Linked DNA regions of Homo sapiens: region 1 is linked to region 2. Evidence: read pairs that join two places in POLR2A ChIA-PET (ENCODE). Cell type or tissue: B cell. All regions are shown on one strand. Region 1 overlaps DOCK11 (dedicator of cytokinesis 11). Region 2 overlaps DOCK11 (dedicator of cytokinesis 11).

Region 1 (4,000 bases), 120 kb after region 2:
GTACTTACTGGATATAGTCCCTAAAGGCTTATTGTCCAGTAGAGGGAGGCACACACACATCAAGATACACATACACAGAAACAAATACCATCAGGATAAAATAAGTCTGTATAGACCTCTGGGGGTGAGCAGGAGAAGAACTCTAATTTAGCAAAAGTTTTTCTGCAGCAACGGAGCTAGGATTTAATATGGATTCACCAAGAGATGAAACTAAAGATGTAAATGGAGTACAGATCATGTGGACTCATCTTAAGAGTTGGATTTCATCTTTCAGGCATCAGGTAGTCATGGAAGGGTTTTAAGCAGGGAAGTAACACAATTATATTTGTATTAAGAGGGAATTGGTAAGGACTGGGGAAAATCTCTTTAAAAGTTGTGTTGAAGAAGGATTGGTGACAATGTCAAAGGCAGTAAAAAGACTAGTTGCAGTAAGCTAGATAAGAAATGAGGGCCTGAAGTAAGGCAGTGACAGTGGATATATGAAGGATCAAAGGCAGATGAGACATGTTGAAAAAGGATTTACAGGATTTGATCATCAGTCCACTGACAGTATGGTGGAGTGTGGTGGTTGATGTGAAATACAGGGGAAAGACTACATTTGCAGTAAAAGTTAATGAGTCCTGTTGAATTTGAGTGCCTTTGGGACATTAGGATATATGGATCTTTGCTCTGGAGAGGGATCAGATTGGAGAGCCAGAGTTGGAGTCATTCTCCATTCATCCATACTATATTTATTGAGGACCTTCTCTGTGTCAAGTGCTGTACTAGGTCCTGTAGATACAATGGAGATACAAAATAAATATACTCTTTGCCCTCATGAAGCGTTCAGTCTTAGTGGGGATAGGGGAGACAGAAAATAAATAATAAAAGAATTAGTAATCATGAGCCGGGCGCAGTGGTTCACGCCTATAATCCCAGCACTTTGGGAGGCCGAGGCGGGCAGATCACCTGAGGTCAGGAGTTTGACACCAGCCTGACCAACATGGCGAAACCCCATCTCTACTAAAAATACAAAAATTAGCCGGGCGTGGTGGCGGGTGCCTGTAATCCCAGCTACTCAGGAGGCGGAGGTTGCAGTGAGCCAAGATCGCGCCACTGCACTCCAGCCTGGGTGACAGGGCAAGATTTCGTCTCAAAAAAAAGAATTCATAATTATTATATGTTCTAGGAAGGAAACAAACAGTGTACTGAGACAGTAAATGATTTGTGGGAGATAATCTTATCTTAGATAGGTTTGTCACTTTTAAAATGAGACCTGAATCTGTAATCCCAGCACTTTGGGAGGCTGAGGCGGGCAGATCACGAAGTCAGGAGTTCGAGACCAGCTTGGCCAACATAGTGAAACCCTGTCTCTAGTTAAAAAAAAAAAAAAAAAAAAATTAGCTGGGCATGGTGGCAGGTGCCTGTAGTCCCAGCTACACGGGAGGCTGAGGCAGGAGAATCACTTGAACCCGGGAGGCAGAGGTTGCAGTGAGCCGAGATCGCGCCATTGCGCTCCAGCTTGGGCAACAGAGCGAGACTTCGTCAAAAAAAAAAAAAAAAAAAAAAACACAACAACAACAACAAAAAAACAGAGAGACCTGAATTATTGAAAAGGGGCCAGCTGTAAAAAGAGCTTAAAGAAGAACTATCTAGGGAGAATGACATACATGTGCCAAGGCTCTGAGTTGGGAAACAGTTTGCAGTATTCTGAGAACTAAAAGGCTGGTATTTTTGGAGCATAGTGAACTAGCGGGAGCATCAACATACAAGTGGTAGTTGAAGCCATGGGAGTGGTTTGATTTTCCCTGGAGGGTACATTGAAGAAGAAGAATAACAACAACAACAAAAAAAATCAGGAGCAGAACATTGGAGAGAAACAACGTAGAAGGGAGGTTCAAAGACGAATCTGTAAGGGAGATGAGAGGGAGCAGTCACAGAGGTGGGAAGAAAGGTAAGAAAGAAGGATATCATGGAAGCCAAAGAAGGAAAGAGTTCCAACATTGTCATGACGTATACGGAGTAGTCAAATAAGAAAGGAGAAAAGAGGTCTGTTAGAATTGGCAATTAGGTCATTGATGATTTTAGCCATTGCCCACTCAGAGAAGTGAGTGATGTGGGTAGAAGACTTAGTGTAGTGATGAGCTACACTATAGCTATGATCTCCCTTAAATGTTTATTTTCATACCAGAGTATCTGCTTCATCCAGAGTTAGTTTAGTTTGGTGAAATTATTAGCGAGATTTCCCAATTCCCAATCAGAAAACATTTATTAAGCATTCATTATCTGCATAGAATTACACTTGGTATTAAGGTGAAATAAAGGGTAGATTCCTATATGTGGGTCTAAATTCAAGGTTCCTAAGAAATAATTTTTAAAAGATGTCCCTCTAGCTTCACTCTCTGAAAAACATCTATTGTGTATCCTGAAGCAGCTTGTTATTTGCTTGCCTAGACCTAAAAGCATGGGAAATTGTAACAAGTCTGTTACCTGTATATTGTGTCTTCCACAAAGCAGACTGAATACATTCTTAAAGGAACAGGCCACTTGTCTCTTTTGATAATTAGTCACTTTCTTACTCCTTTTCTATGCTAAAATGTATCTTAACTATCAGTGTTTATGTGAAGAGGATATGTGTGTGTGTGTGTGTGTGTGTGTGTGTGTGTGTGTGTGTGTGTGTGTATCTCCTATATCCCATTTGTTAAAAGATGAACTTCACTTGCTGAGTAGATTTTAGCTATAATTTTCTCAGCACGTTGATGTTCACAATAAAGGAACTGTTGAAATATAAAGCAAAAGAGTAAGTAATGAAAATTGACCTTCCCATTTTTAAGCCCCCATTTGAGACCCATCATTCATCATTTCAGGCATTCTTTCAAAACATATTGAGAACCTGCTTACTGTATTATGGCGGTGCAAAAGTAATTGCTACTATATCACTATATAGTGGCAAAAACCGCAATTACTTTTATATATATTATATTATTATATAATATATTATATAATAATATAATATATAATATAATATTATATATTATATATGTTATTATATATTAATATAATATATTAACATATAATATATCTTATATATTAATATATAAATATAATATATAAGATATATTATATGTTAATATATTATATGTTTATATATTATATATTAATAATTATTATATAATATTATATTATAATATAATATATAATAATATAATATATAATAATTAATATAATATAATATAATATATAATAATATATAATATATTATAATATATAATAATATATAATATATTATAATATATAATAATATATATTATATTATTATAATATAATATTTAATATATATTATAATATAATATTTAATAACATGTAATATATAATATTTAATAATATATCATGTATTATATATTATAATATTATATATAATAAATAATATATTTTATAATATATAATAATATATAATATATAATTATATATAATATATAATAATATATAATATATTATTATAATATATAATATAAATTATAATATTATATAATAATATAATATATAATATATAATATAAATTGTAATATATATAATATAAATTGTAATATTATACAATATAATATATAAATTGTAATATTATATAATATAATATATAAATTAATATATAATAATATAATATATAATATAATAGTAATATATAATAATATAATATATAATATTATAATATTATATAATAATATAATATATATATAAAAGTAATTGCGGTTTTTGCCACTATATAGTGATATAGTGGCAATTACTTTTGCACCGCCATAATACAGTAAGCAGGTTCTCAATATGTTTTGAAAGAATGCCTGAAATGATGAATGATGGGTCTCAAATGGGGGCTTAAAAATGGGAAGGTCAATTTTCATTACTTACTCTTTTGCTTTATATTTCAACAGTTCCTTTATTGTGAACATCAACGTGCTGAGACAATATATTATTATATAATAATATATTATATTGATATGTTAATATATTAATATGTAATATATAT
Region 2 (4,000 bases):
AGAGAAGAGTTACATTTCTTCCTCCTGTCCTACATTTTCTTTCATTTCCCCACCCTCATAATGAAATGGCTTTGAGGGTAGGACATATGGTCACATGCTAAAGAAGTTGAGTTTTTGCCCTTAGGATTTGAATTAAATACAAAAAAGAACTTACTGAGCATAAAGGTTGTTTAACATTGAAATTTCTAAGCCATTTGTATGTCTAGGTGGAGACCTTTCTAGAAATATCCTTCTCATTGGATTCTTGGTTAAATGAATGCATGTGCAGCAGGCAGTTCATGGGGTTTTAGGTGTGCTTCCTAGGTAAGAAGATTTTAGGTTATTTACTCTGCTTATGAAAAGACAGTTTGGTAGGTTGGTGATCTGTAATTGTCAATACCTTTCAAAAACAAATCAGTACTTTGTAGAGCGAGAAATTTCAGTTTACAGGACCTGCACTGTGCACTGTGTTTCTCACGTTTAGTAAGGATATTCAACAGTTCAGCCTCACGATAGTCCTGAAATTTGGACTGAGTTTATTCACATAAGCTACTGAGACACAGCCATTTCTAGAGGATTTGAGTATAGTTCCGGGGCTATTCCTAGAAGAAAATGAATATGTATTGCTTTTTCTCATTGCCTGTGTAAATTGATCATACTCAATAATACTTAGAAAACAAACTCCCATGTGACAAATAGTTGGTTCGAAGGCCCATTTTGCAGGGGGGACTGAAGAGAAAGGAAATAAGGGGCAGAGAGACAAGAAGGGGAGTTTGATCCTCCGAGATGGAACTGAACTTGGGTGTCACTTTTCACAATAATTACTCAAGCATTCCTCTCCATTCAGTAGTGACAAATCTGCATGTTTGTCTTCTATGTGAGAAGTTTGGAAGTTTGAGTGTGTAGTTAAGAACCAGCCAGAAACAGAGAGCTGGTAGGGCTGAGGAATCGTATAAGCCTGTAAGATCTATGTCCTCCCCACCCTGCCTGTTTGCCCTTGCTGGGCTCACTACCACACCCAGATGAGTTTCCTTTCTGTGACTGTCATTAGTACACAAGTGCCCCACCGCATTAGCTGCCTAAAAAGGAGCCAAGTTGGGGGACGATTGATGAGTTTGTGACCTCATTGAGAATACCTCAGTTCTTGTTCCTTCACCCACAGAAGGGTAAAAAGGAGGTATTAGGCGTACCTTCTCCATCCATATTTCAGGCTGTCTGTTTGCTCCCTAAAAATTCAACCCATACCTTCTTTAAAAAATAAAGTTGATTACATTAACTTTATTTGTCGGTGTCCTCTGATTTTTTTCTCAAATCAGAGGACACTAACAGGAGAGTAAAAAGGCAACCCACAGAATGGGCAAAAGTATTTGTAAAGCATATATCTGATAAGAGATTAATGTCCAGAATAGATAAAGAACTCCTATAATGCAACAACAACAACAAACTTGATTTAAGTCAGGCAAAGGACTTAAATAGACATTTCTTTGAAGATGATAAACAAATGGCCAATAAGCACGGGAAAAGATACTCAAAACCATTAGTCATCAGGGAAATACAAATGAAAACCACAACGAGATACCACCTCACACCTGTTCTGATGGTTGTTATTCAAAAAACTGGAAAATAAGTGTTGAGGAACACGGGCGGGGCGGACCTGGAACCCTTGTGCATTGCTGGTGGGTAATGTAAAATGGTACAACCACTATGGAAAACAGTTAAGTGGTTCCTCAGAAAGTTAAATATAGAATTACCATATAATAGACTGGGAGAGGTGGCTCACACCTGTAATGCCAGCATTTTGGGAGAGGCAGGCAGATCACATGAGGTCAGGAGTTTGAGACAAGCCTGGCCAACATGGTAAAACCCCATCTCTACTAAAAAATATGAAAATTAGCTGGGCGTGGTGGCGTGTGCCTGTAATCTCAGCTACTCAGGAGGCTGAGGCAGGAGAATCACTTGAACCCAGGAGGCGGAGGTTGCAGTGAGCCAAAATAGCGCCACTGCACTCCAGTCTGGGTGACAGAGCGAGACTCTGTCTCAAAAAAAAAAAAAAGTATTACCATATAACCCAGCAATTCTATTAGGTGGAATTGGGAAATTCTCCCCAAAAGAATTGAAGGAAGGGACTCAGATACTTGTTTCACACCACTGTTCATAGCAGCATTGTTCACAATTGTCAAAAGGTGGAAACAGCCCAGTGTCCCTCAGCAGATGACCAATGGAATATTATTCAGCCTTAAAAAGGAAGGAAATTATGACACATGCTACAATATGCATGAAGCTTGAGGACATTATACTAAGTGAAAGAAGCCAGTCACAGAAAGACAAATTTTATATGATTCCACATATATGAGGTACCTAGAATAGGCAAGTACATAGAGACAGAAAATAGAATAAAGGTTACCAGGGATGGGCGGGGGCGGTGTGGAGGAAGTGCAGAGTTGAATGCGTACAGAGTTTCTCTTTGGGATGATGAGGAAGTTTGGAAATGGGTAATGATGATGATTGCAGAGTAATGTGAATATAGTTAATGCCAAATGCAGACACTTATATAGTATATACTTAACGAAGTATATACTTTAAAATAGTTAAAATGGTAAATTTTATGTATATTTTTACCACAATAACTAAAAAAACCAAATTAAGTTGATTGTATGTTTTGGATTATACCAGCGGTACTTGTTTGTGCTAGAAAACTCTGGGGGAAAACAGAAAAGGAAAAAAAAAGAAAAAGAACGTAACACCTCCATTTGGAATACATAAATCTTTAATGTTTTGATTTGACCATGTTTCTTTTTAACTACCCTCCCCTTGTCAGCAAAAATGACAATCACTTTCTACCACTTCCCGTATAGGTGGCAAAATAGTGCCTACTTATTCCCTGTGAAATTTCCATGTCTTAATTCACAAACAGAAAAGAAAGAAGAAAGACCTGAGCAGTGAAAAACATCGCTTCCCTGCTGGGCATTCTGTTGTAAACCTATCCTTAGCAAGGCGGTAGTTCCCAGGCCATGACATCTTGGGAGCAGCTACCAAGACAAGCACAAGGACCTGGGGTCAGCAGGTCTGGCTTCCAGCTCCAGTCGTATGAAAGATATGAGCCAGGGCTTTCAAGTCTTCAGTCATTCTCACATCCCTTACTAAGCCACAGAGCAACATCACATTTAGCCATATTGAATCAAGTCCTCCTCATACCGAGCATGGCTCTTGCTTCAGAGATGTGAAGGCTGTTATCTCTTGTTTCCTCTCTCAGCTAGCTGTTCTGTCAATGGTCTGTCCCCAGGGCCCTTCAAAAGGAACTCTGGCCAAGGGTCCCTGAGGGAGAGAAAGATGCCAGAGTTTTACAAGGGCTGCCTTTGCCTGTTTGTCCGATGACTACTTGCTTACAGTCTGAACGTGAGTGCTCTCAGGTTGTGGTGTTTATGAGAAAGCAGGGGCCAGCCCCTGACCTGGCCAGAGACTGTAGTTTCTACAGTAGTGCCAGTACATTCCTGGGTTCTGGGAAACTTTACTGAGCTAGGCCCAGATTGCTCCCTAAGAGAAACCTCCCAAGGGTCAGAGGAAAGAGGAAAAGGCTCATTGATTTAACAGAGGACAGAGTGACTGATAGAGAAAACCATTAAACATTTCAATTGGCTTTTCCTTGAATTTTAGAAAGGGACTTATTTGTTTTCCCACTGGAAAATGGGATATTATTTAAATATGGGATGAAAATTACATTGGAAGGACTGGACTTAAATGGCCAGAAGTCCTTCATTGATCCAAGCAATAATCCTGTTTTGCCAGAATTCTCTCAATAGTGAAATATGTAAGCAGCAGTGAAGTAATTACACCAATCTTCCTCCTTAAACACGATGGGACTCCAAAAACATATAAGTGATGTCCTTTGAATTGTCACCCACCACAGGAGGCCACATAATCACTCCCTAATGTTTTCATTGCTCTAAAACCCAGGAATTTCCATCTGTAAGTTTATGATTCGTGTGAGATACCCAGGGCCTTTACTATATAGTTGTATTTC

What was found. Peaks named below come from ENCODE experiments on the same cell type or tissue, not always from the same donor. Only the 100,000 strongest peaks of a DNase experiment are listed, where the experiment ranks them.
Region 1: POLR2A ChIA-PET joins it to region 2 with 8 read pairs; 2 of 35 experiments call an interaction of 5 or more read pairs at or near these places.

Annotation. Positions count from the first base shown.
Region 1 is chrX:118,644,528-118,648,527 of GRCh38, forward strand. All of the region lies in intron 40 of DOCK11 (dedicator of cytokinesis 11), which reads left to right. Among named protein-coding and RNA genes, the nearest start is that of IL13RA1, 81 kb to the right of the region's middle. In B cell, no CTCF peak of the experiment used is centred here; no DNase peak of the experiment used is centred here.
Region 2 is chrX:118,523,127-118,527,126 of GRCh38, forward strand. The region is part of intron 1 of DOCK11 (dedicator of cytokinesis 11); the gene reads left to right. Among named protein-coding and RNA genes, the nearest start is that of DOCK11, 29 kb to the left of the region's middle. RefSeq lists an enhancer at 1,054-1,113. In B cell, no CTCF peak of the experiment used is centred here; no DNase peak of the experiment used is centred here; H3K27ac peaks cover 3,915 bases.